3 separate regions of the Mus musculus genome follow, and all the other regions are linked to region 2. Evidence: chromatin loops called from intact Hi-C (ENCODE). Cell type or tissue: left cerebral cortex. All regions are shown on one strand. Region 1 overlaps Hmgcr (3-hydroxy-3-methylglutaryl-Coenzyme A reductase). Region 2 holds the start of Nsa2 (NSA2 ribosome biogenesis homolog). Region 3 overlaps Hmgcr (3-hydroxy-3-methylglutaryl-Coenzyme A reductase).

Region 1 (2,500 bases), 490 kb before region 2:
TTTGTGGGACCACTGGCTTCCATTAAAGTAATACAGTTTGAACTCCCCACATTCTGTGCTGCATCCTGGAAAGAAGAAAGGAAAGCTACAGTATAGCTCCTCCAGAGAACAGCAGAGCAGAGGACCGTGGGAACAGCGGAGCTCACCTGGCCACATGCGATGTAGATAGCAGTGACAATGTTTGCTGCGTGGGCGTTGTAGCCGCCTATGCTCCCAGCCATGGCCGAGCCCACAAGATTCTTGTTAATGTTTACGTCAACCATAGCTTCCGTAGTTGTCTTTAACACCTAGATCAGAGTATGTACGTTTTACACAGTCCCCGGGAGAACGGAGTAAAAGCCACTCACATCTACCGCTCTGTCTCTAGAAAGCAGGGGAATACCGGTAGCCCCATGTAAACTGTCCCAGGAGGGCTGACTACCTGCACACAGGCACGAACAATAATAAAACAACCATCTGAATGGAAAACTACTCTACAAATGTAATCTTATAAAAGGTTGCAGCATTCTCATAATGTTTTATTATTTTTAAAACTTACTTTCAGCCCTGGCTGGCCTAGACCTATACCCACCCTGGCTTCAGACTTCCAGGGCTGCTCCTGCCTGACTCCCAGAGCCGGGATTACAGCTGTGGGCCTCCACCCTGGCCTCAACTCAGCTAAAGACACTACCATGTAAAAGGCAGGCTGAAACATCCATCCACACTCACCTCTCTCACCACCTTGGCTGGAATGACGGCTTCACAAACCACAGTCTTTCCTCGTCCTTCGATCCAATTTATGGCAGCAGGCTTCTTGTCGGTGCAATAGTTCCCACTGACTGCCAGAATCTGCATGTCAGGAAAGAACTCCTGAAGCTTCAGCAGTGCTTTCTCCGTACCCTAGAAAGAAGCAAACAGACACAATGCGTGATGGAGCCCCGTTCTGACCACCTTAACAGTTGTAACGCAGCCGTTCCGGACACGAAGGTATTAGCTAGCCAATGTCCAGAACTCTCTGTATCTGTATCTGCCAATGCTAATGTTCCATAACCTGACAAAGCATCAATCACCCTTCCTGTCCCTGTGCCACTCGACTGGTGCCCATGCACTTAACAACTCTGGTTAGCTCAGATAAGTGGAACCGTGTAGACTTTGGTAACTGACGAGTTCCCTTAGAATGATGTTCTACTTTAATGCATCTCTCCCTTGTGCACGTATCCACCCAATCAACACTTAGCTTACTCCTTCCTGCTGGCTAGTATGAGTAATGAATGCTGCGAGCATGAATATACAGATAGCACTTTGAGACCATTTTCAATTCCAAAAGCAGAGCGGGAAGACAGATGACACAGCAGTTCTATTTCCAAGCTGTTAAAAAAACCACTCCCGAGACTAAACCACCAACCAGAGAGCACACATGGTGGGACTCGTGGCTCCAGCTGCCTATGTAGCTGAGGATGGCCTAGTCGGTCATCAATGGGAGGAGCGGCCTTTGGTTCTATGAAGGCTCTATGCCCCAGTACAGGGGAATGCCAGGGCCAGGAGGCAGGAGTGGGTGAGTTGGTGAGCAGGGGAATTGGGGGTGGGATGGGGGAGGGGATACCATTTGAAATGTAAATAAAGAAAATACCCAATTAAAAAACAGTATGAAAAATAAAAACCACAACCCCCCATACTATTTCTTACAATTTTTCATTCTTAGGCATTTAGTTATTTTCCTCTTTCTGAATAATCTTTATAAACAAAAAATCTGTAGCCTGACTAGATGATTTTAACATTTTGAATTTGTCTCTGGGTAAAAAGTTATCAGCAAAATGAAATGTATACCATATAAAAACCTCTCAGGAAACAAAATGAATGGATTATACAAACAAACTGAGTAGGTTTGATATCTTAAAGTTGGTGTTTCTTAGCAAGGTAACACCTGCCTGTAAACCAGCAGTCAGAGTCAGACACAAAAAAACTCACTATGAGTTGCAGGTTAGCCTGCTCTACACAATGTGCTCCAGGTTAGACCAAGGCTACAGTGAGACCCTGTCTCCCTCTCCCTTTCCTTCTCTCTCTCTCTCTCTCTCTCTCTCTCTCTCTCTCTCACACACACACACACACACACACGCACACACACACACACACACATTCACAAAGCAAGCAAAAAGTCTCTAGAAAAGGTCAATTTCAAAATTTGGAGACAATTTCTTTTGGGGTACCTTGGGTGTGCTCAGAACTGATCTGGGGCCCATACACCTCCCTACAACACTCAATCTGCACTGAGCTGAACCCTCAGGGCCACGCCTCCTCAGGAAGGAGTCGTTACTGGGCAACCTTCTGAAGTTTTAGCCCCAGATCCCTCCAACCCTTGTGAGGACATTTAGGACACAGACAGTGTCAGATCCACAGCAGTGCAGCTAGGCAGACCACTCTGCAGTCACGAGCTCTGGCTGCTCTTCCTGAGGGCCAAAGTCCAATTATCAACACCCACTGGAAGCTCACAACCATATCAAACTCCAGTTCAGAGAAATCT
Region 2 (2,500 bases):
TAGGAATAAAGTTGTAATAAATATAGATGAATTCAGACCTTTGCTTGGAAACTGTCTACTGCTGTGTTATCTTCCAAAGTTGGTGTATTATTTTGCATGTTGTCAGTACTATATGGGATCCCATTTGTGTTTTAAATTGTTTCATTGTTAACAATGAAACTGTAGTCAGCATCTAGTTAGATTTGAACCCTCAAAACCAACCAACCTAATAAACAAACAGGCACAAAACCCAGCTCAGAGATTAAAACTAGGTAACAAAACCCTTATGGGTGTTGTTTTCAACTGCTATCACATAAACTTTGCAGCAACTACAAAGAAGGTTTATGGCATTCCACTTTGAAGAGAAACATCCAGTATAATGAGAATGGCAGGTCTGGTAATTCATATATAAAGAGAATGTTTTGTTCCGCAACTCATTCGCTGTTTGGCTTTTTGCAAAGAATATAGTATACTGAGCATTAAAACGGTGTGATGCGACTATAAAGTTATTATCACAAGTCTCAACTGCATTCCATTAGGTTGGCACTGACGCCACGGTAGCAAGATCAGGACTTTTATAGTGAACTCTTGTCTCATCCCAAGATTTGTGTTCCGGGTCCAGAAGCTGCATCTCACGCCAAGGCATCTCAGTTCCGCCTACCACGGTCCTCTCTCCCCGACAGCCCAACCACGCTAACCCCAGGCCCTTCGTCGCCCGCGTCCGAGGAGGCCTCCTTACCATGATGACAGCCGCGGAGCACCGGTCCGCGACCTCCCGGGTCTCAAAAAACTCTTAATTTCTGGATGTCACTGGTCCACGAGCCTGCCTCGTTCAGCCCAGGACGGGAAAGGGTAGTCCTTTAAGAAGGCCGAGTGGAGCGCAAGCGCCGCACAGCAGTTCCGTGACGTCTTTCCGTTCCTAGGCAGATGGGCGGAAATTGACAGCAGGAGAATTTTAGCTGAGACGCCACCGGAACTGCTTAGAGGGCGGAAGGTGCTTATGGAGCTTTTGTAAGCTGGGAGATCCGCGGGTTCCTTCTGCGGGTATGAGGGTGTCTGAGGTGGTGGGATGTGGTACCGTGTTGCCGGTTCCTCTCTTACTCCCCGGCGGACACTAGCAGAACCAGCCAGGCGCCCTGTGCGTGCCGCGGTCTTGCTGGTCTGCCACTGCTGACCTCGTAGCTGCTACTGACAGCGGGTTCCAGACGAGCACTCCCCGGCCTCCGGGCCCCGTCTGCCGGGTCACGGACGTGTTGCTTCATCCATTATGGAGGGCGACTGATTTGTTAGTCTGTTTCTGTCTCTCCTGTTGCTAGCGGATGCACAATTGGTTGAGATATGTTATATGGAAAATAAAACTACTGGCCAGGCCAGGAAAGCAAAAGGTACTTGGTTTTTGTGGACGCCCAGGACTTTCCCCCTAAGCTCTTGAGAAATCCTGTGTAATTAAGGGCAGTTTTTACCTTTTAGAAATCTGTGTGGTTTTTCCACCTTATTATTATTATTTTTTTTTTAAGATTTATTTATTTATTATATGTAAGTACACTGTAGCTGTCTTCAGACACTCCAGAAGAGGGAGTCAGATATCGTGATCGGATGGTTGTGAGCCACCATGTGGTTGCTGGGATTTGAACTCCTGACCTTCGGAAGAGCAGTCGGGTGCTCTTACCCACTGAGCCATCTCACCAGCCCTTATTATTTTTTTTTTTAAATGTGTAGTGCGTACCTGGTGCCCTCCGAGGCCAGAACAGGGTGTTGAATCATAAAAGATGGTTGGGGGGGCTAGTGGTTGCTGGGAATTGAACCTGGTCCTCTAGAAGGGCAGCCAAACTTAACCTCTGAGCCATCTCGTCAGTCCCCAGTTTTATCCTTGTACTGTAGTCACAGAAGTTCACTAGCTCCAATTTGGAACTACCAAAATTGAAAAGTACATCTCAAGAAGCCCTAGCACTTGGAGTCAAGCTGTTGCTTTTTTTTTTTTTTTTAAACATCCCTTCCTTTTTTGATGTTTTCGAGATAGTGTTTCCCTGTGTAGAGCTGGCTGTCCTGGAACTTGCTTCGCAAACAAGACTGGCCTCAAACTCAACAAAGGTCCGCCTGCCTCTGCCTCCAGAGTGCTGAAATTAAAGATGTGCACCACAACCGCTGGGCTTCAAACTATCATTTAAGTCCCCATAGTATAATGTTTTTGTTTGTTTGTTTGTTTAAATCAGAGCTAGCGCTGATTAGCATTCGTGTATTTTCAGGTGCAGTAAATTACGCAATTTCTCAAGCTAGAGTATGCTCCCTCTTCCCACATTGACTCCCTTACCTACTTTAGTTTTTTTTTTAGTTTTAATTTCACAGTTTTAGTGAAGCCTCCCTTGACACCATAACTGCTCCATTTCCCTTCCTTTCTGCAACATCGATGACAGTAGGATGTTGTATATTTCAGCCCCTCCCCCTAGTAGCCCTTGAGTTGGCTAGAGTCTGTGTGAGCACAGTCGTTGTTGTTGTTCACTGCTTTAGTTCAAATACTCCA
Region 3 (2,500 bases), 480 kb before region 2:
TCTCACAAGCAGAGGCTCACGTCTACAACAGTTGTCTTGAGCTTTCTTTGAGGTCACGACGGGAGACGTGATAGGATTTTTTAATGACAGTGTCGATTCTGTCTCTGCTTGTTCAAAGAAAATATACTTGACAGCCAAAAGGAAGGCTAAACTCAGGGTAATCACTTGCTCAATGTCCATGCTGATCATCCTGGATGAAAGCCAAGATAAATGTTGTCAGTTCAGAAATAGTAAAGTCACAGCACAGCCCCATGAGAACACAGAGTATTGTGGGTTCCAGTCACTTACTTGGAGAGATAAAACTGCCAGAGAGAAACACTTGGTTCAATTCTCTTGGACACATCTTCGTCCAGACCCAAGGAAACCTTAGCCTGCTCCGCTGTGCTGTTCTGAGGAGAAGGATCAGCTATCCAGCGACTATGAGCGTGAACAAGGACCAAGCCTAAAGACTGAAGGGACATATTTTAAATTGTATACCTTCTGCTTTCTTTCTCGTCCCTCCCAACTCCATAGCCAGACACTTTAGTCCTCAGCCCCACTTATCATGGTAAGAAAGCCCCTAGTTTGTTAAATAAAAGCAATGGTGCTGTAAGGGTTCAAACATCCCAAAGAATAGCCTTTCAAAGACAGGGGTCTGTCTGTTCAGGAGAGCAAGAATAACAAAGACCATAAGCCCAATGGGGCATGGTGGCAAACACCTTGTATCCCAGCACTCAGGGGGGCTGAAGCAGGATGATTGAAAGTTCAAAACCAGTAAGATCCTGTCTCAAGACATCAAACTAAAATCCCCAGAACTTCAAAGCAACAAAAAACTAACTCAGAAAAAAGAGAAGACTGGAACATCACCGAAAGGAACAAATATTAGATAAACAAGATAGGAACTAAAAACACAAGCAAAAGCCCCCAAATACCCAAAGAATAAGACACACCGAAACTACAGATACTGGAGAAAAAAATGCCATTACCATAATCATCTTGACCCTTTGGGTTACGGGGTTTGGTTTATTTTCTTCTTCTTCTAAAACTCTGGCAAAATGGCTGAGCTGCCAAATTGGACGACCCTCACGGCTTTCACGAGAAAGCTACGAAGGAAGTGGGCACTGCGTTAGGAGGTATGAGGGGACTAAGGAGAGGGGCAGCATGGGAAGTACTACTTTACAACTAATGACACCAGGAAACCCCGCCTCACCTCTAGGACCAGCGACACACAGGCCGGGAAGAATGTCATGAACACAAAGTAGTTGGCCAACACTGACATGCAGCCGAAGCAGCACATGATCTCCAGCTGGCGGACGCCTGGGGAGAGAGTGAGACACAGCTGCTCAGTGTGGGTCTCTAACATGCCACTTAACTTACAGGCGCTTCATTATGCACAGCCAAGTCTCACTACATTACATCCTTTGTCATTTAGTACAACAAAATTAGCAACACAAAGATGATCTATGGCCTGAGGAACAGCAGTCCTGCCAGGACACAGACCCAAGCATCAGCACAAAGCTGTATGTAATGGGGCTGTTTCACACAGCTGGCAGACAAATGCTTCCAATTCTTCTATAAATGCTATCACTTTGGCTGAGACAAGCAGCTATAAGACCAGCTACTCTACAGGAATTACTTTATCCTCCAAACTACACTACTCCCCTAGACTCACTTATCATAAAAGCAATTAATTAGCCCATGTGTCCACGTTGATTTATAATATAATGCACAGATCAGTAGGCAGTTATGCCTTTCTGACACGGCATCTCAGTACACAGTCCTTACAGAGCACTAAGTGCAGCTCTCTATAACCCCACAGTGCCTACTGATGTTCTAAGCATTTTACTTCATTGACCTAATCTGAAAATGATACAATGCAAAAATGTTAATAACTCAAGAGTGAAAATTAACAAACATTTCACCACAAAATTATTTCAAGGATCAGTCGGTAATCTCAAATAGAAGGTGCCAAAATTGTACAGACCAGAAAAAAAATTAAGATCACCAACTCCTACTCTTTGGCTCAAATTAAAGTAAAAAACTACATTACATTATTTATTCTCACAACCAAGGGCATCTGAGAAACTGCAAGTTATACATATAATAAATAAAGCAAATCTATACATTCAACTTAAACACTAAATGAATAGATTTTCATAATCAATACTTAACCAATGCTTTTCACAAATCAATCACCAACTTTTTTTTTTTTTTGGTTAAACTCCCTGTTGCCATCATTCTTCCTGACTGTTCCAAAAGCAGCTGCTCTGCCACTTTGATGTCACACAGGCCACAGCTCTAGTCCAAAGACGTCTGAGCAGCTGTGGCTTGTATGTGTGCTGGGAACTGCACCCTGTACCTTTATATGTGCAAAGTACATAGTAGCACTGAGTTAGCTACACTTAGCCCAACCCTTTTCTGAACTGGCCTTTTCAGTTATGCCCAGGATGTGGCAGAATGTGTCCAAAGCACATACAAGCTCCAGGATCAATCCCTCACACTGTGTAAAAAGGTAGGCAGT

What was found. Peaks named below come from ENCODE experiments on the same cell type or tissue, not always from the same donor. Only the 100,000 strongest peaks of a DNase experiment are listed, where the experiment ranks them.
Region 1: a loop joins it to region 2, with 2.5 times the contacts of the local background. A loop is called at or near these places in 7 of 42 quality-filtered maps.
Region 3: a loop joins it to region 2, with 2.6 times the contacts of the local background. A loop is called at or near these places in 7 of 42 quality-filtered maps.

What each region holds. Positions count from the first base shown.
Region 1 is chr13:96,651,950-96,654,449 of GRCm38, forward strand. Hmgcr (3-hydroxy-3-methylglutaryl-Coenzyme A reductase) reads right to left here. Exons shown (of 20, transcript NM_008255.2): 16 at 709-879; 17 at 147-287; 18 at 1-65. Among named protein-coding and RNA genes, the nearest start is that of Hmgcr, 18 kb to the right of the region's middle. In left cerebral cortex, no CTCF peak of the experiment used is centred here; a DNase peak (open chromatin) is centred at 1,317.
Region 2 is chr13:97,137,037-97,139,536 of GRCm38, forward strand. Nsa2 (NSA2 ribosome biogenesis homolog) reads right to left here and starts at 890. Exons shown (of 6, transcript NM_021552.5): 1 at 719-890. The coding sequence starts at 721. It overlaps Gfm2 (G elongation factor, mitochondrial 2), which reads left to right and starts at 901. Exons shown (of 21, transcript NM_177266.5): 1 at 901-1,023. In left cerebral cortex, a CTCF peak has its summit at 1,561 (motif pointing right); a DNase peak (open chromatin) is centred at 890; H3K4me3 peaks cover 1,928 bases; H3K27ac peaks cover 1,196 bases.
Region 3 is chr13:96,658,929-96,661,428 of GRCm38, forward strand. It overlaps Hmgcr (3-hydroxy-3-methylglutaryl-Coenzyme A reductase), which reads right to left. Exons shown (of 20, transcript NM_008255.2): 7 at 1,190-1,296; 8 at 966-1,082; 9 at 289-449; 10 at 1-190. Among named protein-coding and RNA genes, the nearest start is that of Hmgcr, 11 kb to the right of the region's middle. In left cerebral cortex, no CTCF peak of the experiment used is centred here; a DNase peak (open chromatin) is centred at 1,396.